Regions from separate parts of the Homo sapiens genome. Here region 1 is linked to region 2. Evidence: chromatin loops called from intact Hi-C (ENCODE). Cell type or tissue: spleen. All regions are shown on one strand. Each heading gives the region's core, and the rest is flanking DNA. Links, peaks and the distances in the headings are about the cores only.

What was found. Hi-C counts contacts between places; a loop is a spot of excess contacts. Peaks named below come from ENCODE experiments on the same cell type or tissue, not always from the same donor. Only the 100,000 strongest peaks of a DNase experiment are listed, where the experiment ranks them.
Region 1: it touches region 2 in a loop (2.9-fold over the local background); 5 of 110 quality-filtered maps call a loop at or near these places.

What each region holds. Positions count from the first base shown.
Region 1 is chr4:22,349,009-22,364,671 of GRCh38, forward strand. LOC124900906 (small nucleolar RNA U13) reads left to right here and starts at 442; the gene lies at 442-546. In spleen, for the core only: no CTCF peak of the experiment used is centred there; no DNase peak of the experiment used is centred there.
Region 2 is chr4:22,229,170-22,244,832 of GRCh38, forward strand. No RefSeq gene overlaps it. Among named protein-coding and RNA genes, the nearest start is that of MIR12115, 280 kb to the right of the region's middle. RefSeq lists an enhancer at 8,997-9,291 and a silencer at 8,997-9,291. In spleen, for the core only: a CTCF peak has its summit at 8,174 (motif pointing right); a DNase peak (open chromatin) is centred at 8,189; H3K4me3 peaks cover 1,202 bases; H3K27ac peaks cover 1,850 bases.

The DNA.
Region 1 (15,663 bases), core at 2,491-10,490, 120 kb after region 2:
AAGTCAACACTCAATAACAAGAATCAAAACATGTGGTATTAAGTAAACTAATAATAATAATAATAGACTGAAAAGCTGGAAAATGGAACCCAGTATCCAGGAAGAAAAAAGTCATTAAAAAATGTTTTAGGCTGGGCGCTGTGGCTCACACCAGTAATCCCAGCACTTTGGGAGGCTGAGGCAGGTGGATCCTCTGAGGTCAGGAGTTTGAGACCAGCCTGACCAACATGGTGAAACCCTGTCTCTACCAAAAATACAAAAATTAGCCAGATGTGGGGGTGTATGCCTATAGTCCCAGCTACTTGGGAGGTTGAGGCAAGAGAATCACTTGAACCCGGGAGGCAGAGGTTGCAGTGTGAGCCATGATTGCACCACTACACTCCAGCCTGGGTGACAGAGTGAGGTTGTCTGAATAAAAAGTTTTAAAACCTAGAAATGATGATCCTCTGGTAGTTCATGAGCATGATGATTGGGTGTTTCACGCACATGTGTGAGATGTGCCGTACTTGAAACTTGTTACCATGTCTGCACAATGGGCATCTGACCTGAAAAAAAAAACTAGAAATGAATTTTATGATGAAATTATCAAACAAGGATTTAAAAGAGCTATTGTTAATATGATGAATATTTAATTTTAAATAAAAACATACACATAATACAAAATACAGATAAGAAAATCAAGTCTTAAAGATGAAAAATACAATACTTAAGATAAAAATTATCCTGGATTGACTTAGTATAAATCAGATACTGCAGAAGATCAGTAAACTTGAAGATAGAGTAATAGAAACTACACAAACTAAGGCACAGAAAGAAAAATAGATGAAAGAAAAATACACAGAGGCCAGGCATAATGGCTCTTGCCTATAACCCTAACACTTTGGGAGGCTGAGCCAGGCAGACTGCTTGAGCCCAGGAGTTTGAGACTAGCCTTAGCAACATGGTGAAACCCCATCTCTATTATCCAGGTGAGGTGGCATGTGCCTATACTCAGCTACACAGGAGGCTGAGGTGGGAGGATCTCTTGAGCTCAGGTGGCAGAGGTTGCAGTGAACCAAGATGTCTCCACTGCACTCCAGCCTGGGTGACAAAGTGAGACTCTGTCTCAAAAAACAAAAGAAACAAACAGACAAAAAAAACTTCAGTGGTTTTTGGACAACATTAGGCTTCACTTACATGAAAAAGAAAAATATTCAAAGGAATAAGGTTGTATATTTTATAAATTTGATGAAAACAACATACAAATCCCCCCGCCAAAAAAAACCACGAAGAAAAACACACCAAACACATTATAACGAAATTACTGAAGACCAAGAACAAAAAGAAAATTTTTAAAGTAATCAGAGAGGAAAAAAGAGACATCATATATAGTAGAAAAATGTAGAGAATTATTAGTGTTCTCATCAGAAAAATGCAAGCCATAAGACAATGTAGCAAAAGCATTTAAGTCCTGGGAAAAAAGTTAACCTAGAAATTTGTATTAAATAAAAATGTCCTTCAAAACTAAAGACAAAATACTTTTTCAAAGAAATCAATAAAAGAATTAAATTCTAAGGGTTTTTGCTGGAACTATAAAAAATATTAAAAGGTTTTCAGGTTGGAGAAGAATACTAGATAGAAACCTGGATCTACATAAAGGAATACAAAATGGTGAAAATGGTTAATATATGGGTAAAATTTGAAACTTTTTCTTGTTTTTAAATTTGTTTAAAAGATATTTTGTTTTGTAAGGAAAAAATAACAGCAATGAACTGTGTGGTTTATAATATAGAGAGAAGTAAAGTATATCTAGAAATAGAACCAAATATAGAAGTGGGTAATGGAATAGAATATTGTTGCAAGGTTCCTCCATTGTCAATGAAGTAGTGTTATGTCATCAGAATGCCATAAGAAATTAGAGGGGGTAGCTGAGATGGCCAACTAAAAGCAGCTAGTGTGCACTGCTGTCATGGAGAGGAATGGAACCTCCTCAACACAGGGGAACCTCCCCAGTCCAGGGAAGTGGTGAGTAAATATGCAACCCCAGGAACCCATGCTTCTCCCACAGATCTTTGCAACCCTCAGGTGAGTAGATACCCTCATGAACCCATTCCACCAGGCCTTCAGTCTGACACACAGACCTACATGGAATCCCAGCAGATCATGGAATCTCTGCTCAGTCACATGCAGAGACCTGGGAGCCTTAGATACCTGGGCTTTCCGGGCTTCCTCGCAAAGGAGCTGAAACTCTGGCAAAGCAGGAGGTCAGGGCTCCATACACACCATTAGAAAAGGGGCAGAATCCAGTGGGCTGAGAAGCAATAGTCTATGGGCCCTGCTTCCATGGCACCTCACAGGATAAGACCCACTGGCTTGGAACTCCATTCAGCCACTGGTAGCAGTGTTACACTTCCCTGAAAAAGAGCTCCCAGCAGCAAGGCCAGCCACTACCTTTGCTGTTTGGCTGACTTCACCGTTTTAGCCTTCAGGCTTTGGAGAGTCTGAGGTGACTGGGGCCTGAAGTGGGCCCCCAGCACAGCACAGTGGCTATATGCAAACATGGCCTGCTTTTTTTTAAGCAAGCCTCCAGCCCTGTTCCTCTTCACTGGGCAGGACCTTCCAACTGGGGTCTCCAGCTACCCTCATCAGTGTTCTCCAGCAGACAGAGTTTTGAAACCTCCCTGGGACAGAGCTCCCAGAGGGAGGGGCAGGACACCATCTTTGCTGTTTCATAGTCTTTACTGTTGATAACTCCAGGTACTGGAAAATCCAAGGTGACTAGAGACTGGAGTAGACCCCCAGCATACTACAGTAGCTCCTCGGAAAAGTGACCAGACTGTTACATAGGTGCTTGTCCCCATAGCTCCTCACCGGGCAGGTCCTCCAAGCCTAGGCCTCCGACCACCCTCTGCCAGGCTATTGAGCCAGTAGCAGCTATGCAACAACCTGGAGAGAGCTGCTGAGGGCAACTGAAAGCCTCTCTGCCCTCTGCAGTGGAACTGCATTTACTACCCTAGGACTCATTAAGACGCAAAAACCCTAAGTGCCTTATCCATACCTTCAACAAGCTGCAGTTGACCCAAGGAGAGGAAACCAGTCCATCTCCCACAGGTTCTGCACACCCCCACCCCAGCTTGCTCATAACCAGACAAGGAACCCTTGGCTTGTGCCCACACACAGATCCCCCATCCTGGGATGATTGCACTGAACAGTTGTTGACCTGCACCTTTCTGGGGTGGAGCCCTCAGGAGACAAACAAAAGACCCTTGGCCACAAGGACTACTAAGGTCCCTTCCTCTGTTGCCTCCAAGTAGGGGGAGAAACATAAACCCTGAGATGGCCTTAGTGCTGCAGTGGGCAGTGCAGGAGTGACAAACTGAAATCTACAGCCAGCATTCAATGGGGAGAGCAGCCCAAACTTTCAGAGCATTGAGAGGGAACCCAGTTGCAACTGTGAGGAAACACAGGGGAGCCACATAACCAAACAAGAGTCTACCAAGTGACCAATAAGCCAAAGTACCATCTACTGGATCACACCCCAAAGCTTCAACACCAAAATACCTTGCTAACATACCCCCTTGTGAGACCAAAGACAAGAAGTCTGCTTCAAATAAAGACTCTGCACAAAGCACGGTACTGAGAAAACATCCAGTAAAGAAGTTCACTGACTGTACTCAACCAATGCAAGAACTCTGATAACTCAAATGGCCAGAGTGTCATATGTCCTCCAAACAACCTTACTGGTTCTCCAACAAGAGTTCTTGACCAGGCTTAGCTAGCTGCAATGACAGAAACAGAATTTGGAATATGAATAGAAACAAAGATCATTGAGGTTCACAAGTATGGCAAAACTGAAATCAAGAAAACTAAGAATCACAATAAACACTACCACAGCTGGAAGATGAAACAGCCAGTATGAAAAGGAACCTAATGAATCTGGCAAAGCTGAAAAACACAATACAAGAATTTCACAATGCAATCATAAGTACTAACAGTAGAATAGACCAAGGTGAGGAAAAAAATCTCAGAACTTAAAGCCTGGCTCTCTGAAATAAGAAGTAAAACAAAAATAAATAAAAAATAATTGAGAGGATTGACTAAAACCTCCAAGAATTATGGGACTATGTAAAGAGGCCAAATCTATGAGTCACTGACATCCCTGGAAGGGATAGGAAAAAAGCAAAAAACTTGAACAACATATTTCAATATATTGTCCATGAACATATTCCCAACTTTGTCAGAGAGGCCAATAATCAAATTAAGAAAATACAGAGAACTCCTGCAAGGTTCTACACAAGAAGATAATCTTGAAGACACATAATCATCAGATTTTCTAAGGTTGAAATGAAAGAAAAAGAGCAGGTCCCCTATAAAGGGAACCCCATCAGGCTAGCAGTGGACCTCTCAGCTGAAACTCTACAAGCCAGAGGAGATTGGAGAACTACATTTCACATTCTTAAAGGAAAAAACTTCAGCCAAGAATTTCATATCCAGCAAAACTAAGTTTCATAAGCAAACGAGAAATAAGAACTGTTTCAGATAAGCAAATGTTGAGGGAGTTTATTACCACCAAATCTGCCTTACAAGAGATCTTGAAAGGAGGATTAAATATAGAAAGAAAAATTATGATCAGCTAATACAAAATTACACTTAAATGCAAAGACCAGTGACACTGTAGAGCAACCACACAAACAAGCCAGCACAGTAATTAGCTAACAAGACAATGACAGGATTAAATCCACACATATCAATACTAACCTTAAATGTAAGTGGGCTAAGTACCCCATGAAAAAGGCACAGAGTGGCAGGTTGGAGTAAAAAAAAACATGCAAGACTCAATGTTATGCTGTCTTCAAGAAACTCATGACACAAATATGTTCAAAATAAAGGAATGGAGGAAAATCTACCAAGCAAATGAAAAACAGAAAAAAGCAGGGGTTACAATCCTAATTTCTAACAAAACAGACTTTAAACCAACAAATATCAAAAAAGACAAAGAAGGGCATTACATAATGATAAAGAGTTCAATTCGACAAGACATAACTATCTTAAATATATATGCATCCAACATGGAAGCACACAGATTCATAAAGCAAATTCTTAGAGTCTTGCAAAGAGACATAGACTCCCACAAAATAATAATGGGACGCTTCAACTGCCACTGGCAGTATTAGACAGATCATCAAGGCATAAAATTAACAATACCAGTGATCATTAGAGAAATGCAAATCAAAACCACAATGAGACACCATCTTACACCAATGAATAATAACAAATGCTGGTGAGGTTGTGGAGAAAAGGGAACACTTATACACTGTTGATGGGAGTATAAATCATTCAACCATTGCAGAAAGCAGTTTGGCAATTCCTCAAATTGCTAAAGGAGAACTACCATTTGACCAAGCAATCCCATCACTGGGTACATACCCAGAGGAATATAAATCATTCTACCATAAAAACACATGCACTCAAATGTTCATTGCAGCACTATTCACAATAGCAAAGACATGAAATCAACCTAAATGCCCAACAATGACAGATCAGATAAAGCAACTGTGGTGCATATACACCATGGAATACTATGCAGTCATAAAAAAAAAACAAGATCTTGTCTTTTGTGCAAACATGGATGGAGCTGGAGGCTATCATCTTTAACAAGCTAACACAGGAACAGAAAACCATATACCACATGTTCTCACAAGTGGGAGCTAAATGATGAGAACTTGTGAACACAAAGAAGAGAACAACAGACACTGGGGTTTACTTGAGAGTAGAGGGTGGTTGAAAGGAGAGAAGCAGAAAAAATAACTAATGGGTACTAGGCTTAATACCTGGGTGATGAAATAGTCTGTACGGCAAACCCCTGTGACATGAGTTTACCTATATAACAAATACTCTCAAACCTAAAATAAAAGTTAAAAAAAAGAAAGAAATTAGATATGTATTTTGCAAACCCTGAGATATCCACTAGAAAAAAGAAAAAAGATCAAACAGACCAATAGTGAAGATAAAAAGAAATATTAAAAATACCCTATCAAAAAAAGAGCCAGGAATAATGGTAAGAAGGAACAAACTAGAAATGGGACAACAGAAAACAAACAGTAAGATTTTAACCCAGCAATATTAATAATATTAAATTATAAACTACTCCAACAAAAGGCAGTGATTTTCAGACTGTATTTTTTATAAAGCAAGATTCAACTATATGTGATATATTTGAAGAATTCATTTTAAATACACAAAGATGGGTTAAAATAAAAAGATGGAAAAAGGGATATATGAAAAATTTAATAATAAGAAAACTGGGGCCGGGTGCAGTGGCTCACACCTGTAATCCCAGCTCTTTAGGAGGCCGAGGCGGGCAGATCACAAGGTCAAGAGATTGAGACCATCCTGGCCAACATTGTGAAACCGCGTCTCTACTAAAAATATAAAAATTAGCCAGACATGGTGGCATGTGCCTATAGTCTCAGCTACTTAGGAGGCTGAGGCAGAAGAATCGCTTGAATCCGGGAGACAGACACTGCAGTGAGCCGAGATCCTGCCACTGCACTCCAGCCTGGGTGACAGACAGAACTCTGTCAAAAAAAAAAAAAAAGAAAAGAAAACTGGAAAGGCTATATTAATAGAAGTCAAATAGACTTTGATACAAGAAATATTACCAATAATGAAGTCAAATATTTTTAAATAATAAAATTATTAATTCATAACAGACCCAACAGTCCTAAGTTTGCATGCATGTAGTTGCAAGATTTCAAATACATTAATAAGGAAAACAACATAACAGAAAGGAGAAGTAGATAGAAAATTTTGATTAAAGCTTTCTCTTAGCAACTGAGAGAAAAAGTAGACAGAAACCAACAAGGGTACAGACATCTTGAACAACACTGAAAATCTAACCCAATTTACCTTTACAGAACACCACATCCAGCAACAGTATAATGCGCATTCTCTACCATGCTTATAAAATATTCAAGGTAGATCACATGCTCAGCATAAAATAAGTTTCAAATTTGACAGGATTAAGGGCATACAAAGTATGTTCTCTAATGCAAAAGAAACTAAATTAGAATTTAATAACAATAGTCATATCTAGAAAATCTCCTAAGACACTTCTAGGCAATGCAAGGGTCAGACAAGAAATGACAAGGAAAATTAGAAAATATTTCAAAATGGCTGACAATTTTTTTAAATTTTAGGGATGAAGCTAACACAGAACTTTGAAGACAATGTATAGCTCTAAATGCTTATCCTAGGTAAAAAGAAAGACCTAATACCAATGAACAAAGTTTCCACCTTAAGAATAGAACGAGGAGGGGGACAAGATGGCTGACTGGATGCAGCCAAAAAGTTCTGCTCCCACCCAGAGGGATCAGATTATTAAGTAAACCACCATAATTTGGGCAGATCTTCAGAAAGAAAATGCCAAAAGTGGGTGGAGAGGCAAGACTAAAGCCAAGGCTGAAGAGGGAGGTCGCGGGGAACCCTGCACCGGATACCTTAACCCAGGGAATGGTTCCTGACTTTGTCGACTGGGAAAGGGGTGAGTGAGGGAATTGAGGAATGGCTCTCTCTCAGAATGGACCTCTGGGATCCTAGCTATAGGGGACCTCATGTCCCCATGGATGCATGAACTGGCAGGGGATGTCCTCGGGGAGCAAGCAAAGACTGCCAGGCCTTCAGACAGCACAAAGTATAGGAGCTTTTGTGTGCTGGGCAGTTCTAGGGAATGTGGCCATAGACACTCATCCCCCAGGGCTCCCCACACCCCTCCAGGAGGCACGGGCCCCAGCTGACCTTCCAGCCACGAAAGAGTGGGCAGCTTCCCCATGGGACTGAAGTATGTCTGCTCTACAGGCCCTCCTGCTCGTTGGCCCCTCCCAGGGTCCATACCAAGCTGTGCTGCATAAGCTGGTGCACAGTGCAGCCCCTGCAGCCCAGTATTGCTGCACCTGAGCACTTTCCTGGCAACCCAGGAATACATCAGATCCAGAATCCCAACCCGAGCTGCAGGACATCCCAGTGCCCCAGGGCTGCAACATGCAGCTCAGGAGTATGGAGCTGAGATCTGTGGCCGGCCCTCAAGCAGAGAAGCAGCCCCCACCATCAGAGCAGTGAGAGGGGTGAGAAGCATGTGTTCCTGGGCGGGGGCAGTAGTGGTGCATGCCATCCTCTGCAGGGCCAGTCCAGAAAGATGTGGAATATATCCCTGCCAGCCTCTGCCTGAGGGGATACTGCAGCCTGGAACACCTAAGAAAAGAAATGCAGGTGCAGCACCATTGATCCTTGGGGACTTCCCCAAAGCCCAGAGAGGACCTGGTGAGGAGGCCATTTGTCTCCTCTGCCTACCACAGAGCAGGACTGAAAACAAGAGGAAGTACAAAAACGACATGGCTGGGTATTAACCTAGCTACCAGCCATTGCTCTTAAGCACCATCTACTGGCTAACAGCCTAAACTATAATACCAAAAATTATGCCTATGAAACCAAGCTCACGAATTCACCCACCCAGGTGGCTGGCAAGATGGCCGAATAGAAACAGCTCCAATCTGCAGCTCCCAGCAAGATCAATGCAGAAGGTGGGAGATTTCTGCATTTCCAACTGAGGTACCGGGCTCATCTCATTGGGACTGGTTAGACAGTGGGTGCAGCCCACAGGGGGCAAGCCGAAGCAGGGTGAGGGCTTCCCTCACTTGGGAAGTGCAAGGGGTCAAGGAACTCCCTCCCCTAGCTGAGGGAAGCCGTGAAGGACTGTGCTAGGAGGAACAGTGCATTCCAGCCCAGATACTATGCTTTCATCATAGTGTTCGCAACCCACAGACCAGGAGATTCCCTCAGGTGCGTATGCCACCAGGGCCCTGGGTTTCAAGCACAAAACTGGGAAGCCATTTGGGCAGACACTGAGCTAGCAGTTTTCCCCTAACAGTGCAAACAAAGCTGCCCGGAAGTTCGAACTGGGCAGAGCTCACCGCAGCTCGGCAAAGCCGCTTTAGCCAACTGCCTCTCTAGATTCCTCCTCTCTGGGCAGGGCATCTCTGAAAGAAAGGCATTAGCCCCAGTCAAGAGCTTATAGATAAAACTCCCATCTCCCTAGGACAGAGTACCTGGGGGAAGGGGCAGCTGTGGGCACAGCTTCAGCTGACTTAAACGTTCCTGCCTGCTGACTCTGAATAGAGCAGCAGATCTCCCAACACAACTCTGGAGCTCTGCTAAAGGATAGACTGCCTCCTCAAGTGGGTCCCTGACCCCCATGCCTCCTGACTGGGAGACACTTCCCAGCAGGGGTCAACAGACACCTCATATAGGAGAGCTCCGGCTGGCATCTGGCGGGTGCCCCTCTGGGAGGAAGCTTCCAGAGGAAGGAACAGGCAGCAATCCTTGCTGTTCTGCAGCCTCCACTGGTGATACCCAGGTGAAAAGGGGCTGGAGTGGACCTCCAGCAAACTCTAGCAGACCTGCAGAAGAGAGGTCTATTAGAAGGAAAATTAACAAACAGAAAGGAATAGCATCAACATCAACAAAAAGGACGTCTGCACAAAAACCTCATCTGAAAGTCACCAAAATCAAAGACCAAAGGTAGATAAATCCACGAAGATGAGGAAAAACCAGCGCAAAAAGGCTGAAAATTCCAAAAACCAGAATGCCTCTTCTCCAAAGGATCACAACTCCTCGCCAGGAAGGAAACAAAACTGGATGGAGAATGAGTTTGACAAATTGACAAAAGTAGGCTTCAGAAGGTGGGCAATAACAAATTCCTCCAAGCTAAAGGAGCATGTTATAACCCAATGCAAGAGAACTAAGAACTTTGAAAAAATGTTAGAAGAATTGCTATCTAGAGTAACCAGTTTAGAGAAGAACATAAATGACCTGATGGAACTGAAAAACACAGCACAAGAGCTTCGTGAAGCATACACAAAGTATCAGTAGCTGAATCGAACAACCAGAAAAAAACATATATATATCAGAGATTGAAGATCAACTTAATGAAATAAAGTGTGAAGAAAAGATTAGAGAAAAAAGAATGAAAAGGAATGAAGAAAGCATCCAAGAAATATGGGACTCTGTGAAAAGACCAAACCTGTGTTTGATTGGTATACCAGAAAGTGACAGGGAGAATGGAACCAAGTTGGAAAACACTCTTCAGGATATTATCCAGGAGAACTTCCCCAATCTAGCAAGACAGGCCAACATTCAAATTCAGAAAATACAGACAACACCACAAAGATACTCCTTGAGAAGAGCAAAAACTAAAGAGTTTCTACACAGTGAAAGAAACCACCTACGGAGGAAGTAGACAACCTACAAATTATGAGAAAACATTCACAAACTATGCGTCTGACAAAGCTCTATCCAGAATCTGTAAGGAACTTAAATCAACAAGCAAAACAAATAACCCCATTAAAAAATGGGCAAATAACATGAACAGACACTTCTCAAAAGAAGAGATATACAAGCAGCCAACAAACATATGAAAAATGCTCATCAACACTAATCAGAGAAATGCGAATCAAAACCACTATCAGATACCTTCTCATACCAGCCAGAATGGCTGTTATTAAAAAAAAAATCTCAAAAAATAACAGATGCTGAGGCTGATGAGAAAAGAGAATGCTTATACACTGTTGGTGAAAATGCAAATGAGTTCAGCCACTGTGGAAAGCAGTTTGGAGATTTCTCAAAGAATTTAAAACAGAGCTGCCATTTGACCTAGCAAACTCATTACTGGGAATATACCCAAAAGAATTTAGATCATTATACCAAAAAGACACATGCATTCATATGTTCATTGCCATGCTATTCACTATAGAAAAAAACATGGAATAGACCCTAGGTGCCCATCAATGGTGGATTGTATTAAGAAAATGTGGAACATATACACCATGAATACTACACAGCCATAAAAAAGAATGAAATCATGTCCATTGCAGCAACATGGATGGAGCTGGAGAGCATAATCCTAAAGGAATTAATGCAGGAACAGGAAACCAAATGAATATTCTCGCTTATTGGGAGCTAAACATTGATTTTCCAAGGACATAACCATGAGAGCAATAGACACTATAGATTACTAGACTAGAGAGGGAGGGAGGATGGGTGTGAGTTGAAAAACTACCTATTTGGTATTATGTTCACTATCTGGGTGTAATATATGCATGTAACAATCCTTCACATGTACTTCCTGTATCAAAAATCAAGGCTGAAATTTTTTAAAAATCTATCATACATATAAATACACACACACATTAAAAAAAGAATAGAATGAAATGGCTTCAACTTGATAAAGAGCATCTAAAAAGAACAATTTAAAACTGTCATTATTTGTAGGCAACATGATCATGTACACAGAAAAGAATGTACAAGAAATTTATGATAATAGTTAAGTAAATTTGCAGGGCAATCAATATTTATGTAAATTTATTGTTTTCCTGTATTTTATCCTGCTGCTTTTCTTGTTAATCCTGTTGTACTTTCTTCCACTTCCAGTTCCCAACTGTTAATTTGTTATCCAGTCTCCTCATGCACCATATTGAAAACAGAGCCTTCAGTTAATCATAACTCAGAAACCCATAGCAAATTGTAAAAATGGCCACATCATAAAGTCTTCTCATCCTGTATGCACACTCATTTATGACTTTACAGTTCTTCCCATCAAGAGATGAAGTCTATTCTTTACTCCTTGAATTTGGGCTTAGCTATGTGACTTACTTTAGTGGATGGGACATTAGCAATGTGTCAGGAGCAAATGCTTGAAAAGTGCTTGTGCATTGGAGTTTACTCTCTGGATGGTCTTTGGAAGCCTGGGACTACCATAGGAAAAAATTCAAAACCAGCCTGCTGATAAGAGAACACGTGGAGCAAAGATAGCATCTCAGCTGAAGCTCTCCTAGACCCTCCAGCCACAACCAAGAAATAAGCCAGCTAACCCTAGACATCAGCCACGCCATCTCAGACCAGAAGAAATGTCCACCTGATTAAGAGAACAGTGAGAAATTCTTATTTTAAGCCACTAAATCTTGGTAGGGGTTAGCACACAGTAATAGCTAACTGATACATGTTCCTTCTGCTTTCATTTCAGTACTGAGAGCAATTCACATGCACATAACTCACTTCAAAGTCCCATGGACCCAGCAGGTTTGGGAATTTAGATGCTAATAAATGGTAATGATGTTTGTCCCAATAGTTAAGTTGTAAGTCATCTTTATTTTTTAAAGACATCGATGGATAAAATTAGAAGTGAAAATCACATTATGTCTAAGTTTAATTTAAAACGAGCTTTACAAGAATAAAGGAAAGGAAGAAAGAAAGAAAAAGAGGAAGGGAGGGAGAAAATAGATAAAGTAGGACACAATGTTGATAATATAGAACATTAATAGATGGTGTATTTGTCTGTTCAGGCTGCTATAACAAAATACCATAGACTGGGTGGCTTAAGCAACAAAAATTTATTTTCTCACAGTTCTGGAGGCTGGAAGTATGAGATCAGGGTGCTAGAATGGGTAGGTCTGGTGAGTGCGCCTTGCAGGTAGGTGGCCAACTTTTGTGTGCTCAGAAGGCTTTTCTTCTTGTGTGCAAATTGGAGAGATAGAAATCTGTGTCTCTCTTTCTCTCTCTCTCTCCTTCTCTCTGTCTCTCGCTCTCTCTTTTTCTTATAAGGCCACAAATCCTATTGGATTAGGACCCTACCCTAATGAACCCATCATCTTTAATTACCTCCTAAAAGCCCTAACTCCAAAAACGTCACATAGTGGGTTATGACTTCAACATATGAGTCTGGGGGAGAAACAATTAAGTCCATAGTAGAAGAAAATTCATTGTCCTAGTCTAATTTTTTAGATATTTGAAAACATTCATAGAATTTAAAAGCATAACTATATTTTATCTTCTACTCTCTTGTTTATGCAGTAAGAGACAAAAATTCTCCCTAGAAGAAAATTCTGGAAAGCTCCATGATCCCTTTATACCATTAAAAATTCTTGATTAAGTAATTAGAAAGTCCAGTTCAAGATAATAAAGTTGTAAGTTTGCTTTAATATCAAGTCTTCTCCTATCTTCCAGACTGCTGGAACTGCTATGATTCAAAGCCTTGGTGACAGTCAGTTTCTCCATTTCTACACCTTATCTTCCATATCAATCTAAAGGTGGCTTTATCCTCTATGAGGACTTACATGTTGGAAAAATGAGTGGAGGTATCATTAAGTTGCCCTTGAGCTTTCTGGGACCCACTCTGTTCCATTTCCCTTGACATAGACAAGGCCATTATTGGCCTTCATCTCTGAGTTCTGCCAACAAAGCATCAGCCTATGTATTCTCTGTTACTTCAGTAACAAATTATCATATCACACACTTATTATTATAGTTCTGGAGGTCAGATACATGAAATCAGTTACCTACTTCAGAAGGCTCTGGTGAAATGGAGACAGCCTGTTTCCTACCTTTTCCAGCTTCTAGAGACTGTCTGCATTCCTTGGTTCCTGCCACGTCACTCTGACCACTGCTTCCATCGTCACATCTCCTTCTCTGACTCTGACCCTCCTCCCTCCCTTTCAAAAAGACCCTGGCAATTACGTTAGGCCCACCTGGATTATCCAGGATAGTCTCCCCATATCAAGGTCCTTAACTGAATCACATTTGCAAAGTCTCATTTGCCACGTGAGGTAACATATTCACTGATTCTGTGGATTAAGACATAGGTATCTTTGGGGGACTGGCATTATGCCCACCACATCCTGTCTCTCTGTACATTTCTTGGGAGTAGGTAAGTTATTACTTATTAAGTTATATATTACTTATTATGTCTCAGTTTCAAAAAAAAAAAAGAAAAACATAGCAGCCTTTCTAGGTCTCCTCATGGAAATCCCTCCCACTAGGTTGGAGGCACAGAAGGCAGCACACCCCTCTCCTTCTCCAAATATGGCAATAGCTTCTGCAAAGATCTGTCTTCCCCAGTCCCCTTCTCAAAAGTCTGTGTGACCTCTTCTTTTATCCTTAGCATGTCAGATGTATCTAGTATTTTGGAACAGTTCCCTTTACATTTTTTTCATAAAATTTGCATGTGATGCTTTCACACCATTTGGTGCCCTGATACTCATGGAATTGATACCTCAGTTGACACTGAAGCAGGGAGAGTTGCATTCCAACATTCTGCCCATAACTATTTCCCTAAAGTAGAAATATGAAATTATAAATGGTTCTTCATGAATCGCTAAATTCTTAAAGCATGTCTTTTATGTCATGACAGAATGTATCTGATGAGTCAAAAGGAATTTCAATATTCAAAGGTGACTATTAAATGAGTAACATTCTATAGAACGCAAAACTATTTTTAGAAGAATATTTTTGCTTCTGAATAGCTTTTCAGTCACAGTTACACTGCTCCTTCTTGAATTAAGAACTATCACTCAACCAATCTCCTGTTCATATGAAAGAGAATAATTTTAGCTGGAGAGCAAACCTCACCTGCAAAATGTTAAATGCAGATATGTGAGATTGGCATACTCTATTTTGCTGAAAGAAATATATTACTTCATTCTTAAATGTCTCTCTACTAGTATAATGGATGGTTAAAATAACTTTTAAAATCTATAAATTTATGATGAAATAAATTGTATTCACATTTTTATTCCAACGGCAAGAATGAATTAGAGTGTTTATCTAAATTATAGAATTATGGCATTTCATGATCAGATCTGGAGTATTTCTTCCATCAAACATTGAAATTAAACATCTCTGAGAACATGCAAAAAATGAAATGGAGGCTCTCTTGGTGTATTAGTTTAAATTCTTTTTGGATGCAAGTAACAGAAATCAACTCTAGCTTCCACAACAAAACAAAAAAAGGTGGAGTGGGAGGAAGGGATTCAATGAGAGAATGTTAAACCTAAGCACTAAAAGACCTTGGGGCTTTTTTGTCTCTTTACCCTCTGTTTTTCTCTATCATCCTCTCTGGCTGCAGTGTTACGTAGGAGAATTTATCACTGCCAAACCTTTCCAAGTCTCACATGCAATGACACACATAGGCTCAAAATAAGGGGAGGGAGAAAAATCTACGAAGCAAATGGAAAGCAGAAAAAAGCAGGAGTTCTATTTTAGTTTCTGACAAAACAGGCTTTAAACCAACAAAGATCAAAAAAGACTGTGATTACATACTGGGAAATGGTTTAATTCACCAAGAAGAGTTCCTAAATTACCAATTCAGCCAATAGAAAATAACAACTTTTTCTTAGTTCAAGTTCCCAGGGAAGAGACTACCTACCCTGGTTGGAGTCAGGTACCCATTCCTGGATAGCTGACCATGGCCACGTGATCACACTGCATGATGGTTACTCCTGCTGTATCCATGCTGTATCCTGCTGTAAGATGAAAGGGTACAAGAGAGACAACTATAGCAGCCCATTCCAAAAAAGTGTTTGGATAGACCAGTGCTGAATACCTAAGAGGCTGTTCACATCTGGGCATATAAATACCACAGAAGTCATTGAAAGTGTCTGTTTTCAGGGTTGTATTATGTTTGCTTCTTCTATGTCCAAAAGTGGCACCTAGAAAGGTCACTTTTTATATTATCATCTCTGGTTGTAAAAACCAGAAAATGCAGGCAGTATGAGGTTAACCACCAAATCCAAGTGGTCGTAAACTTACAGAAGAGACAAATCAAAGCCCAAGTCATGACTTATAAACTATCCAGGG
Region 2 (15,663 bases), core at 3,294-11,293:
TTAAATAATCACCATTTTGTAACCCCTAATGACAACAGATCTAAACAATAATTATCAATGGCTGCTGAAACCATGAAGATGAAAGATGGGTGAAGAATTTATAATAACAGGTGAATCAGGCTGACAATCCCTGCATTCACTTGTATTAATATTAGTTTTCTGTTACTGCTCTAACACCGCAAATTTCGCAGCTTACAACCATGCAAATTTATTATCCCATAGTTCAGAGGTGAAAAGTGTGCGTTAGCTTGACTGATTTCTTTGCTTCAGGTTTTGGAAATCCCAATCAAGGTATCAGCTGGTCTTGGCTCTTAGAATCTGCTTTCAAGTTCATTCAGGTTGTGAGCAGAATGAAGTTCCTTGCAGTGGTAGGACCGAGGTCCCATTTCCATGCTGGCTGTCAGGCTGAGTTCTGCTTAAGTTCTTAGAGGCTTCTCTTGGTTCTTGTACACAGGACCCTATTTTTCACGGCCAGCAACAGCATATCAAATTTTTCTCATGCTTGCAAGCTCTGATTTCCACACCTACCATATTTCTCTTCTGCTGCTTCTGACTTCTGTTGGGAAAGGTTCTCTTCCTTTAAGGAGTCATGTGATTCAATTAAATCCACCTGGGTAATCCCTCCTAATCTTCCTATTTTAAGGACTGTAATCTTAATTACATCTACAAAGTCCCTATTGCCACATAGCATAACATATTCACAGTTCAGAATCAGGCTGCAGATGTCTTTAGAAAGTGGAGTCACTATTTAGCCTACCATACCACTCATCAATTTTAACCTCATTTAAGTGTGATTGATAACTGGCAATCATGTGTCCCCGATGCAATAGGTGGTACATGGTACCATCTTTGAATTATTTTTCCCCATCCTTGCCCCTAAAAAAGGATATAATCAAGCCTCTATGTCTACCTAACAGTTTTACGGTAAATAATGAGGATAAAAAAATGTTTAAATACTACATGATATGATCGGTCAAATCTAATAGAAAATTCTAGGCCGGGAGCGGTGGCTCAAACCTGTAATCCCAACACTTTGGGAGGCCGAGGCGGGTGGATCACGAGGTCAGAAATTCGAGACCAGCCTGGTCAACATAGTGAAACCCCGTCTCTACTAAAAATACAAAAAATTAGCCGGACGTGGTGGCGGTCACCTGCAATCCCAGCTACTCCAGAGGCTGAGGCAGGAGAATGGTTTGAACCCGGGAGGCAGAAGTTGCAGTGAGCCAAGATCACGCCATTGCGCTCCAGCCTGGGCAACAGAGTGAAACTACGTCTCAAAAAAAAAAGAAAAGAAAAAAATTCTACAGGGCAAACATCCAAAACATCCAGGATCTCAACAAATAGGTGTCAGAAAAACAAACAAACAAAAAAACATTAAAAGGATAGAAGAAGGTGGGTGGATATAAAGAGACTTATAAGACATTTTGATCAAATGCAATGGGTCGACTTTTTTTGGATCCTAATCTAATCAACCCAACTGCAAAAATACATTCCTAAGGAAACACTGGGAAAATTTGAACACCTATTGATTTTAGATTGTAATAAAGAATTATTATCAACTTTGTTAATATTGTAGGGTTTTGTGTATGATATTGTGGCGTTTTTAAAAGTTCTTACTTATTAGACATACATACTATTGATGGTAAAGTGATGTGATTTCTAGGATTTATTACAAAATAATCCAGGAAGAGAAAAAATACTGGTAGGAAGACATCAGTGAAACAAGATTGACCAAATCTTAATAATTGTTCAATCTGTGTAATGGATACACAGAGGTCCACCATCCTATTCATTTTACATTTGTATATGTTTGAAATTTTATATAATAAAATATCATAAAGGGGACTCATTTCACTATATTTTAACACCTCTCAAAGTCATTTATATAAACCAGATTTCTACAGAACAATCACATGAAATACTTTGGCCTGGCCTACATAATATATCTCAAATACAACCACATGTTACCACCTCACCACAGCATTGTATATCCTGAATTACTGCAGCAGTCATCCACTGATCTCTGTTTTTACTTTTGCTCTTCTCTTCACTGTTTTCCGTGTAATAGCTGGAATGATCTTTCTAAAATATAAATTATATCATGTGCTTCTTCTATTCAAGATTGCCAATGGATTTCCATTGCATATCAGTAAAATCCAAACTTTTACCAAATCCTATAAGGTCCCATGTAATATAGCCTCCAGCTTGCTCTACAATTTATTTCTTATCTATCATCCTCCTTTCCTAGCTCAATCCTTTCCAACCATGCTGGCCTCCTTGCTGGTTTGTCAAATAAGTAACGCCTGCCACAGGGCCTTTGCTTAGGTTTCCCCTTCCAGGAACAATCTTCCCTTAAATTCTCAAATTTGTTCTTCTAGTTCCTTCAAGGCTTATCTCAAATATTAACATTCAGAGAGTTATTTGACCATTCTTTCCCAAAATCCTTCAATATTTATGTCAAATATTAACACTTCAGAGAGTTATTTGACCATTCTTTCCAAAAGAGCACCCAACAATCCTCTAAATCCCTTTATCCTCCTTGATTCTTCATTGTAGCAAGCACCATTTGTGTTACATTGCCTTTACTTTGTGTCTTCTTCATATGATAAACATAAGCTTCATGAAAACAAACACAGTTTTTTGTTCAAAACTCTATCCCTGACATCTAGAGTAGAGCCTGGTGCTCAAAAATTGATTCTTTAAATAAATATTGAATAAATGAGAATTAGAATGTGATCTCCTTATCCCAAGCCACAGTACTAGGTCATTTTTTCTTCCATTTTTATTATTTCCATTAACGAATATTAAAGGAACATAGAAAATTCTAGGTGTCTACTAAGTAATGGTGACAATGTTAAGACACAAACAACTTTCTAAGTGAACTTAATAGCTGTTCAGAGGTATTAAGCCAGAGAAAATAATTTATCACCTGGGAAATGCTCTAAGGATGGTTTTCTATTAGATATGTTTTAGAATTCTTCAGCTAAATAAGGAAGCTGCAGAAATTCAAGATTTCCATCTTGATTGTGAGGTCAAGCACCCAAATTCCACTTTGATTAGCTAGAGTATGGCAGTAAGATAGAATTTTAAGGTCTACTCATTTAGAAAAGAACTGCTTTCTCCCCTTGATTCACAACTTTAGGCAAATTTCGGACTTTCCTTAAAATGCAAAAACTGCTCATCGCTCAGTTTTCACCCACATCTTGAGTTTTGATTCTTGCTTTGTATTTTCCCTTTGTATAAACCGTCTGTTTATTTTTATCCACAGGCTTGTTACCCAGCTTTTACCTTTTAGCAGTGACATTTTAAGGGAAACCTGAAATTAAACTGCACATTGGCAGAGAATTTGGCAGACATAATATATAAATAACTGTATCCCAGATTGTCTTTAATGCTCTCATTTTTACTTCTCCTCAGGCTGAAGAATTTAAAGCATACATATTCTAGTGGAAATACATATATTTTCATTAATTTTGGTGGTACATGACTTGCAATCACTGAATGACAAGTGTGCACCTAAAATAAGATATATGTCAAAGCAAAGGTTGCTAGAAAAACAGCAGATTTTCAGATGTACTAATAAGAAGTAATGTTTCTGCAGGCCTATAAAGTTTACAAGGGACATTTTTTCTTTTAGTTTTTTTTCATTTTTCATTTTATTTTTTGTAGACACAGGGTTTCACCATGTTGCTCAGACTGGTCTTGAACTCCTGAGCTCCAGCAATCCTCCTGCCTTGGCCTCCTTAAAGTGCTGGGATTGCAGGCATGAGCCACTGCATATAATCTTTTTTTTGAGACAGTATTTCTTTCCCTAGCCTGAGCCCCTGCTAAACTGCACCATTGCCTGCCAGAACTAGAATAGAGTTACTGTTAAAATGTCTAGATTGTATTCCCAATCAATCTGTTCACTTATTACCTGTGTGATTAAGAATGCTCTCTACTTTTATGAAAAAGAAATGACATTTGCATACTTACTTTAATTGAGGTGATGTTTCTAAAAGAGTTCAAGAGAGAACCAACTATACAACAACAACAACAAAACAAAACTGCACACGTTTACTTGTTTCACTCCATTCTGTTAATTACCATGTTTCTTTTCATCACTCCAATAGAAATGCCTATGAAAGCAAACTGTATCTCCCTTTTATCATTTCCAATGCCTGGTCCGTGCTGTATGCACATCTGCAATCTACTGATTTATGGACCTTTCACTAAACCTTAGAATACCACTTCTTTCCAGTTCTTTGGTCTCCAACACCAGCCTCTTAAGATTAGAGTCGCAGTTATAAATGAGGCTTTGTAGCAACCTAAAAATAACCTCACAGCACCCACAAAGAGACTCTTCATCAGTTTCTCCTTCCACTGCAGAAATGACCGCGTCAAAAAGCTCTGTTAGTGAGTGACTGTCGATGTGACAAAGTACACAGCGTTTTTAGTATATATCTTGTTCGAACTGCAAAATATCTTCAGATGCTCACGTAATTCATAGCTGTCTTAGAATGAAGTAGCATCCAAGTAGCATTTACTCTTACAGTTCTATGCCAAACACTCACCTCTTTGCCACGTGAGAGAGTCTTGGCCTTAGCTATTAACACTGTGAAATTAAAACTGCCACGTCCCCATGTTTACTGAGTTCAGAGCATTGTTTTTTGGTATACGTCCCAAAAAAATAAAAATAAAAACAAAACCAAAAACACATGAGACAGTCAAATAATTTTTTTAAATGTTTCACGTTTAAAAATCTTCCTGAAAAGTCACACGTTCATTTGTATATTTAAACCTCAGAATAGACCCGCATTAAAGAAATTTTTTAACTTCATTTAACATAACGATTTGTGGACATTGTTTAATTACTAGGTAATATTAAAGAATTCTTGTTAATGTTGTTAGATGCAAGAATGTCTGTGATGGATGCTATGATGAGCCACCCTGATCCTCCTTCAGAAATAAGATGATTCCCTTCGCAGCTCAGGATACTGCCAGCTGACAGCCACCTGCTATTCGCCTCTCCAGAAATTGCCCTCAAACTGCCCTAGGCCGAAGGACACCTTCCTCAAGATTATGCTCACTTCCTAGTGACAGGATGGTCCATAGGGGAGTATTATGGGAATATTAAAGCCCAGCTTTCTCTTCCAGACCCTGGACAAGTAATAAGCATTCAGCATTGCAGCTTTCCACAGGGATCAGCTGAGTTTTGTTTTGTTTTTTTTTTTAATCAGGAGTCTTGCTGTATCGCCAGTCTGGAGTGCAGTGGCGCGATCTCAGGTCACTGCAACCTCCACTTCCCGGATTCAAGTGATTCTCCTGCCTCAGCCTCCAGAGTAGCTGGGATCACAGGTGCATGCCATCATGCCCCATTAATTTTTATATTTTTAGTAGAGATGGGGTTTCTCCATGTTGGCCAGGCTGATATCGAACTCCTGAGCTCAGGCAATCTGCCTGCCTTGGCCTCCCAAAGTGCTGGGATTACAGGCGTGAGCCACCGCCTGGTCCAAGCCGAGTCTTTTATAGGTATTACCTAGTGGTCCAACTTCTCCCTCGTCCTGGCCTTGTTTCCTGTCATTCCCTCTTGCAGATGCAAATCCTGAAAACCACTCCTAATAAATTTTCTGTCCACTACTCTGCATCTCAGAATTTGCTTCCCAGAGAACGCAACTCACAACAATGGCATGGGGGGGACATATTAGAGATATTCCCTGAAAAAAGTAAGGATGAGACACTATGAGGTCTGAAAATAGCAAAGAAATAAAAGGGGAGAAATAGATGAAAAACGATTGGCGAAATGTGAATAATTGTTGAGACTGAGTGATGAGCACATAAAAGTTCATTGTAACATTATTCTTTTATGTGTGCTTGAAAGTCTCCATTATAAAATATTTTGAAAATATTGTTTCTCAAACTTGCCAGAAAATCATCTTTACAAGTAACACTATTATCATCTTGGGACAAATTCGATGCTCCTTTGTTCCTAACTAGGGCCTAAATGAGCCAGGGAAAGTTTCGCCAATTACTTCCTATGGCACAGAATAATTCTAATCTCTCTGGGTCTGAGTTTTGCAGATGAGCCTCATTAATGCTAATGAAAATGTCACAGGTGCTAATGAACCGCTAGCACTCTTTAACTCCATAGACAACTAGCCAAGGTAGCTGCAGAAGCTTGGAAATCAATTGTTGTCAGATGGTACACCCAACCCTTAGAGGTAACCTAAATGTGCAGAGCTTGTTGGACTGGGAAAATTCCCCCAAGATATAGGAGAGGAAGTAGAATGAGGTCAAAAGCCTCGGGAAAGTAGACCAAGGAAGCAGAGCCAATTAACCATCGGAGCTACCACTCGGACAGTTGGAAACCGAGAGCTGTAATTACTTCTCATTTGCAACATTAGCCTTCCTTGAAATCCTAAGGAGTGGCCTCTGGGCTGCTCTATCAGACTTCGTAAATCAGAAGAGGAACACAGCTCCTTTCCTCTCAGACCCAAATAGCCCAGGATGAATCTGTCACCAACTCACAAATGGACGAAAACTACTATTAATAATGGAGAGCAACCAGTTTTGTTATTTGGGGCTTCTTCCCTTAATTAAGATTCCCTTCTTTGAGTAGCCCGGAGTGTTGGCCTCCTATTCACCAAGCCATCTGCTCTGCCTTCGTTTTTCTCCCCCTCCCAATTCTCCCAGAGGAATTTTTTAAGCTTCAACACATCGGCAGTCCTGCTCTGAACTGAATTTGCATCTCCAACTGAATCTATTTTAAGGTTTCTTTTGTGAACCTAATGGCTATCTCTAGTCACTTTTCCACTTTCAGGGACTGATGGCGTCTCCTCCGAAGACTCCCCAGAGGGCCCAGTTCTCCCCCAGGGCTTCTGTCTGACGCAGGCAGACACTCTCCACTACGGAAACCATCTGGCAAAGCAGCATCTGGTAGAAGTTTTTACCTTTATCCTTTAGGACTCAGAAGAAACTGGTTCGTTCAGAACCTTCTCATTTTCTTTCTCCTCATTGTCACAGATACGCCGCTCACTCAAGAGCACCTTTGGGCCGGGAACTGGGAAGGCTCTCCCTTGTCTCAATTGCTTTCCTGACTTATGTAACCCTCTGTGACCCTGCTCCCTACCTCCCTTCCTTCTGGATGCCTCACTCTCCTCACCCTCCACACTCCAGCCAGCTAGGTTTCACTTCAGGCCACAACACACGAAGCTCATCCCGTTCCTTCCTAGAGACTTCACACTGTGTTCCCTTTCCCTTAAAATATCTTCCCAGCCACTGTTGCATGGTTGGTTCCTTCTTGCCATTCACATTTCAGCCTGAATGCCACCTCCTCAGAGAGAGCTTCCCTGACCACTCATTTTCTTTCTTTTGGTAAAAACATTTTTAGAGACAAGGTTGCTATGTTGCCTATGCTGGACTTGAACTCCTGGGCTCAAGTGATCCTCCTACTTCAGTCTGCTAAGTGGAGACTACAGGTGTGGGCCACTGTACCTGGCTTCACCTGGTTTTAATGGTCTATACAACACTGATTTTTTATTTATTTCCTGTTTTCGTCACTTCCAACAAGTATGGCAGCTCCACAAGACAAGAGACCTCTTCCCCTTCTTGCTCACTGCTTTCCAACTCTTCCTGAAACTATGTCGGGCATTTGGTGGGTGCTTAATAAGTATTTGTGGAATTAATTTTTTATTGCATCCTTATAATAGCCCTAAAGGTGCACATTACTACTCCCTTTCGACAAAGAGTAAAGGGAGGTTCAGAAGTTAAACATCATGCCCAGGTCACCCATGTCTAGTAAGGAACAGGTGCAGGATCCCGGCTGATGGCTAACCCTACCCTCTCTGACAGTCAGCCAGGTCTATGAGACCTTGGGTGAGATATAAGGATGTGTCGAGATTTGTCTCCAAATTCTATAAATGCAGTTTTACTTTGTACCTGGATTGTATGACCTACAAGGCGCCTTAAAAACCATTTAATTTTTTGTCACTTGCACTAAGAAACAAGCCAATCCACAAAGGGAGAATGGCCAAAGGCAAACATGTGGTCAAGGCAGACCTCAAGCTGAGCTCTGCTGATTCCTGTCCATGTCACAAGCCACCATGTATAGCTACACCTGTCGTGCCCTGCCCAGAGGTGCTGGGAGGGGAGGTGGCTGGGGCTGGAAACAAGCAGCTGTGCAAGCCCTGCCCTCCACATGCATGCCCACAGGGGGCGCCATTCTCTGCTTTGCACCTAATGAAGCTGCCTGCCATCTCTTCGTTTACTTGCTTCCTTGAAGAACACTGATAATGTAGAAATAAACTGTTTCCAGTCCCCTGGACACCCGCAGTATTCAGAAGAGTAGCTGAAGGTGCTGCAAAGTTATTCATCTCAGAGGGATGCTGACCCAGGTAGTTGCTGACTCATCATTTCTCTCTTTTATTAATGTATGAATCTAAATATAAAATATTGTAAGCAAGCACCAATCTGAGAGTTCAAAAAGATGAAATATTATTATTCTGAGGGTGCTTGAATTTATGCCCCTTCTGTGTCCAGCATTTTTCTCTCTTTCTCTCTCTTCCTTAAAACACTCCTACCCAAAAACAAAATCCCACTTGTGAATCCTCAATATCTGATGAATAAGAAAATAATTAGAATATGCCGAGAATGTTCCAACTTTAAGGATGCTAGAAAAAAGTCTAGAATAAAATGTTTCAAATTTATCTTTTGGTCGTGGGGGACAGGAGATGATTTTTTTTTTCCTGCCTCTTTCTGTAGTGATTTCCTATAGGAAGCATGTATTACTTTTATGGTAGAGGAGGAAAAAGCCCGTATTTTAGAAAAGAAAGTGAAACAGGAAGGTAAAACTGTAGGTAACAGCTACTGGCCAGGTTCTGGAACCACAAACAGAGTTGGCTGCAGCAAGCTGAACAGGAAAAAGTACTACAAGTTAAAGTTTTTGCCATTCAAAGCAGGAATAAGACTGTGGGTCCTTCCTGTGTGACAGCAGGAGGACAGCAGGACCCGGAGCTGGGAGGAAAAAAAACCCAGACCCAAAAGAGGGAATTCTTTTTATAAGCACCTTTGATTTGGATGGCAGGCACATCATTCTGTTTCAAAAGAAGTGTCGCTGGGCTCTGCCTCAATGCCTTCCGGCAGGTGGCCAGGACCAGCAGACCACTTGCTCGTCACTAGGCTCTGTTTGTTTTCTTTGTGCTGGACTTTGCCTGTCTCCTATCAAATAGCAGGGGAAGGAGTCCGGGAAGCGTTCAGAGATAAACCCCAGAGAAAATCGTGTATCAAAAGGAAATAATAAAGCCTAGAAAGACCCAGGGAAGGAAGGAAAGAAAATGCGTGCTTGAACTTTTAAAGAAATGGGAAAAGTGACTCTTTTGCTTTTGTATTTGTAAATTTTTTCTCTCCTTCCTCCTTACTGCCCCCACCCTCTAAAGAAAAGACTGAAAGCAAAATTCCTCTCACTGAGCTGTGCCCAGGGCTGGCTTCAACTTTTCCAGAGCACCCAAGGTGGCCCAGGTGGGGAAAAGAGGATGTCAGTCAGCTTGGATTTCATTGTCTCCTGAAATCAAGTCTGAGACTCCAGTACCTTCCTGGGGCATCTAGCAACAAAGAAAGCATGTAGGTGTGTTCAAGAAGGCACACTAAGGGGTTTGCTGGAGAAGCAAGTCCAAGCCAGAATTTGCAATCCCAAAGCTAGAAGTAAGGAGTCAGGAAAAGGCAAAGGGGAAAATGCAGGCTTTTTCTTTGGAACAGGGGTTTTCCCTGGACGCAATTGCACAGAGCTGCCTCTCCTTGAGTGCTGGCGCTGTGACACGTGGGTAGCTTCGCTGGAGTTAAAACTAGTTCCAAGGACAGATTCTGTGTTGACTACTGTGGCAGGGTGGTCCAAGTGAGCTTTACATACTTCAGCAAGAGGGCCCTGTAAGAGGGGAAGACAGTGAGGCCCAGAGAGAATGTAAGGGCTTAGGAGACGTATTGATTCATTTCCTTCCATGAGTTTTATGTGTGACTTTGACACATTGGGCCAGGCACCAGAAATACAATGCAATCACCCTTCCCACCCCTGGACTCGCTAATCAAGAAGACAGACATTAATCATATACAAACCCTATACAAACAAGTCAAAATTAAAACTACAGGAATTGATAGGAATTTTTGGGGTTTAGAAGTCTAATTCATTAGAGCCATCTCCTCAGTATCTGCGTTCTGACTTATTGAAAGATGCAAAGCATCTAGGCAGATGGAGACTGACAAAAACTAGCCTGGAGTACAGCATTAGGTGTGCAGCAGCAATGGCTGCCCTGCTATGGTTTTCCTTGGGGAACACTGAGCTGGAGAAGAGACTCTTCCCCAGTATTCTTGCACTGAACAGATGTGGAAAGGAAACAGGGGCCCCAAAAGACCTGCACCAGTGACTATCAGACATCAGCCAGACAACTCACCCCACTTCCTGGGGGCAAAGAGTAAAGGCAAGGCCGGTGGCCAGGACTGTGTAGGGAAAACTCCTCCTCTTGGAGTACGGGGTGGGAATGTGTCTCTCCCCTACTTTCCCTGTGTTTCTGTTTCCTTAACTTTTTGGGCTTGGCCATTGAGTCAATCATCAGCCAGGGCTATGTGGCTGATTGTTTCTTGAGGGCTCAGCAAACTCTCTGCGCCGTCTAGCTCCTGCCTTCATAAGTGCAGAACTCAACACCGACTTCTTCTCTTTGAGTATACGCCATACTCCTGGGTACCTTTAGGGCACTTGAGGCTTTGCCCCACCATCCCCGCCAAAAGGTGACCACTCTGCACCTACTTTCTATTTGATATTGCATCCCAAATGTTATCCATATATTAAGAAAATCTACCACTGTTTATTGGCAAAGCCACTGTTTGGGTGTTGGAAATATAAATCCTTGGCCATAGCTTAGGAGGTTAACATAGCCAGATCCAAACTCAGGCCATGTGCCCCGCTATCCATGTGGATTATCAAAAATCCATAAAGAATGGTTTCTCCCTTGTCCTTCACCACAAATTCTAAATAAAAGCCTCTCCTGGGCACCACTAACACTAGAAGCGCTAACACCAGAAATCTCTGCCACACACATGGAACTTTGTTGTAGCTTCAACTTCTGACTTACAGACTTGGCAGAAAGACATGTAAACGCTAAACATAGCAGTTCTGCCCACTAGTCTCATAAAGAGATGATCTTCGAAAGTATCTCTTTTCCTTATAATCAATTTTTTAAGAATGGTGTCTGCTCTTGGGGCCCTCAGATTTAGTACTGCTGAATGCAGTACTGTAAAATTATGATCTTCATAGTTTTCAAATATTCTCCTCTGTGTGACTCACCATACAGTGTAGCGGTGTGAACTCCAAAAAGTCAGAGCTAATACGCAGAGTAGAAGCGTGAACTCCACACAGCCTGAGCTAACACACAGCATAGTCATGTGAACTCCACATAGCCTGAGCTAACATGTAGGGTAATAGTGTGAACTCCACACAGCCTAAGCTAACATGTAGGGTAATAGCGTGAACTCCACACAGCCTAAGCTAACATGTAGGGTAATAGTGTGAACTCCACACAGCCTGAACTAACACACAAGGTAGTCATGTGAACTCCACGCAGCCTGAGCTAATACACTGTGTAGTAGTGTGAACTATACACAGCCTGAGCTAACATGCAGGGTAGTAGTGTGAACCACACACAGTCTGAGCTAATACACACACACGTTAGTAGTATGCCTGCTAATGAGTGTGAACGGATACACAGAGTGGTATATAAACTGGTAAACAGTATAAATTATACAGTGTAATTGTGTACACAACTACACCGTAAAATAGTTTAAACTATTGCCTCATAAAGTAGGAGGAACTCCCACACACAGGAGTAGGAAGCACCCTCAGTATCACAGAGTGAACTCACACACAGTGCCACCCAGTACCACCCAGTACACCGCAGATCACATGATCTTTGAAACTTTTCTATAGATCCAAAGTTATTCCAAAATAAAATTTTAGGTTAAAGAAAACCTTTTTTTGCACTGTCTTATAGTTTACAAATATTCTTCTCTTCTAGCAGCCTATTACAATCACACTTATGGCCTATTATTCCAAAATGACTGTAGTATAACTTCAAATTTGATTCTGAGCTTCCTCGTTGAGAAGTGTAAGACCAAGCAATTACATAATGCTTAGTATTGAAAAGAAGGAAATATCCTAGTTCCTTAACACAACCAAAGCCTTTCCCAGAAACATAGTCTCAAATAAGCCTTTTTAAATGGGCTATCAAGTGTTGTGAAGAAGAGTGTTCTCAGAAGCATTTTTACAACAAATGTAATCATAAATTTCAAAAGATTCCTTGAAATGACCTTCCATGGAAGCTGAAGTAAGTCTGAACAACAATTCTGAGAAGAGCATTCTGCAAAAAAACGAAACAAGCTCCTGTTAGGTATGTCACTTCCTCGTGGTTCAGCCACTTACAGAGATAGAATACAGATTGCCAGGGAGAGTAGGCAGAATACATGTTCTATACACTACTTCCAGCAGCACCTCTTCCTTCAACAGGGCTTTTGCTTGGAGCTGGAAAGCAGAGAGTTCAAAGTTGACTCTAATTGACTCTAATCTACACAGCAATACCAAGATTGTGAGTAGCTGGTTGGAGACATCTCACTTGAGTTAATATAGTTATTAAACGAACAGACATTTTATAGGATTGTGTACAGGAAAGATAAACCTTTTGAGTAAGCCAGTTGTGGGAAATAACAATCTCACACTAATTAATTGGTAAGGCAGTGAGCAAGTTACTCAGCCTCTTCCAATGAGGAGAATAATAACTACTTTGTAGTGTTCTTGTAAGCAACTAGAAATTTATCTGGCCAATAATGGCTGTAACTTAAAATTATTGCATGATGCTCACCTGCACATTTTAAACTCTTTACAGCTATAATCTTCTTTAAGCTTTAAAACAATCCAATTTTTTTTAGTAGAGAAAATATTTTGATATAAAGTTTTAAAATAGAAAAACCTAATTGACAGTGTTAGAAATTAGCATAGTGATGACTCTTGTGGCTCCAGGGAAGCATGAGAGACTTCCTGAGATTACGGTTGTGTTCTATTTTTTTACCTGGTGTGTTCACTTTGTGGAAATTCATTGAGCTTGACACATGATTTATATACTTTTTTGTCAGCTTTTACTTTATATACAGAGGGTATATGTGCAGATTTGTTACATGGGTATAATGTACTCAGGTAGTGAGCATAATACTCAATAAGTAGTTTTGTGACCATGCCCCACTCCCTCTGTCTGCCCTCTAGTAGTCTGCAGTGTCTATTGCTCCCATGTTTATATCCATGGGTACTCAGTGTTTAACTCCCACTAAAAAGTGAGAACATGCAATGTTTGGTTTTCTGTTCCTGCGTTAATTTGCTTACAATTGTGGCCTCCAGCTTCACCCATGTTGCTACAAAGAACATGATTTCATTCTTTTTTATGGCTGTGTAGTATTCCATGGTGTATATGTGCTGCATTTTCCTTATTCAATCCACCATTGAAAGGCACCCAGGTTGATTCCATGTCTTTGCTATTGTGAATAGTGCTGTGATGAACATACACATGCATGTGTCTTTATGACAGGATGATTTATATTCCTTTGGGTATATACACAATTATGGGATTGCTGGGTCGAATGGTAATTCTGTTTTAAGCTCTTCAAAAAAATCTCCAAGCTGCTTTCCACAATAGCTGACCTAATTTTCATTCCCACCAGCAGTGGATGAGCATTCTCTTTCTGCTCCAACCTTGCCAGCATCTGCTATTTCTTTACTTTTTAGTAATAGCCATTCTTATTGATATGAGATAGTACCTTATTGTGGTTTTAATTTGCATTTCTCTAATGATTGGTGATGTTGAGGACTTTTTTTCCTATGCTTGTTGGCCACATGTATGTTTTCTTTTGAATCATATCCACTTTTTAATGTGGTTGCCTGCTTTTCACTTGTTAATTTATTTAAGCTCCTTATGGAAGCTGGATATTAAACCTTTGTTGAATGCATAGTTTGTGAATATTTTCTGCCATTCTTTAGGTTGTGTATTTACTCTGCTGATCATTTCTTTTTCTGTGCAGAAGCTCCTTAGTGTAATTAGAACCCACTTGTTAATTTTTGGTTTTGTTGCAATCACCTTTGGAGATTTAGCCAAAAATTCTTTCTTTGTCAAGGTTGACGTCAAGAAGACTAGTACCCAGATTTTTTTCTAGAATTTTTATAGGAAGTTCTTACATTTAAATCCATCTTGAGTTTACTTTTGTATATGATGAAAGGTAAAAGTCTAGTTTTATTCTTCTGCATATGGCTAGCCAGTTAACACGGCACCATTTGTTGAATGGGGAGTCCTTTTCCTTGCTTATTTTTGTTGGCCTTATCAATGATCAGAGTGGTTGTGTTTACTATTCTGTTCCATTGGTGTTATGTGTCTGTTTTTATACCAGTACCATGCTGTTTTTGTTACTGCAGCCTTATAGTGTAGTTTGAAGTCAGGTAGTGTGATGCCTCCAGCTTTGTTCTTTTTGCTTAAAATTGCTGTAGATATTTGAGTTCTTTTTGGCTCCATATGCATTTTAGAATAGCGTTTTCTAATTCTGTGAAGGATAATCTTGGTAGTTTGACAGAAATGGCAGTGAATCTGTAAATTGCTTTGGACAGTATGACCATTCTAACAATATTGACTCTTCCAATCCATGAGCATGGGATATTTTTCCACTTATTTGTGTAATCTCTGATTTATTTCAATAGTGTTTAATGTAGTTCTTTGTTGAGATCTTTCACATCCTTGGTTAGCTATATTCCTAGGTATTTCATTTTCTTTGTGGCTACTGTAAATGAGATTGTGTTCTTGTCTTGATTCTCAGCCTGGGCATTATTGGTATGTAGAAATGCTACTTATTTTTGTACATTTATTTTGTATCCTGTAGCCTTACTTAAATCATTTATCAGTTATAGAAGCCTTTTGATGGAGGGTTTGGGGTTTTCTAGGTATAGAATTATGTCATCAGTGAAGATAGTTTGACTTTTCCTGTTTGGGTGCCTTTTATTTCTTTCTCTTGCATGATTGCTCTGGCTAAGACCTCCAGTACTATGTTGAAAAGGAGTGGTGAGAGTGAGCATCCTTGTCTTATTCCAGTTCTCAAGGAGAATGACCACTCAATATTTTCAGTATCTCATTTCTTCAGATGAAAAAACAGAGGCCCAGAAAGTGAAAATAACTCCCTTAAAGGCACAAAGGTAGTACTGCTGAATTCATATACCAGCTCCAACAACTACTAGCTGTGTGACCTTAGGTAAGTTATTTAAATTACATGTGTCTAAATTTCTGTATTCATGAAATGGGGATAACGATATTACCTTCTTAAGGTTTCCTTGAGGATTAACAATAGATGCAATTAATAATACATGTAAAAATAAATGCCACATGTCTAGAACAATGCCTAGCACGCAGTAAGTCCTCAGTGATGGCTAGATTTTTATAGCATGTGAAAAATCAGATGAGAAGGTGTTAAATTTGACACTGTAGAAACAGAGGCAATTACATAAGGAGGGTTTCCTCAGATCAAAAGCTACCTGAGGTTTGACTGGAAGGTAAGTTGCAATAAAACTAGACTTTTCTTGTGGAAGCAGCAGGATATCTTATGTAACGTATGACCAAC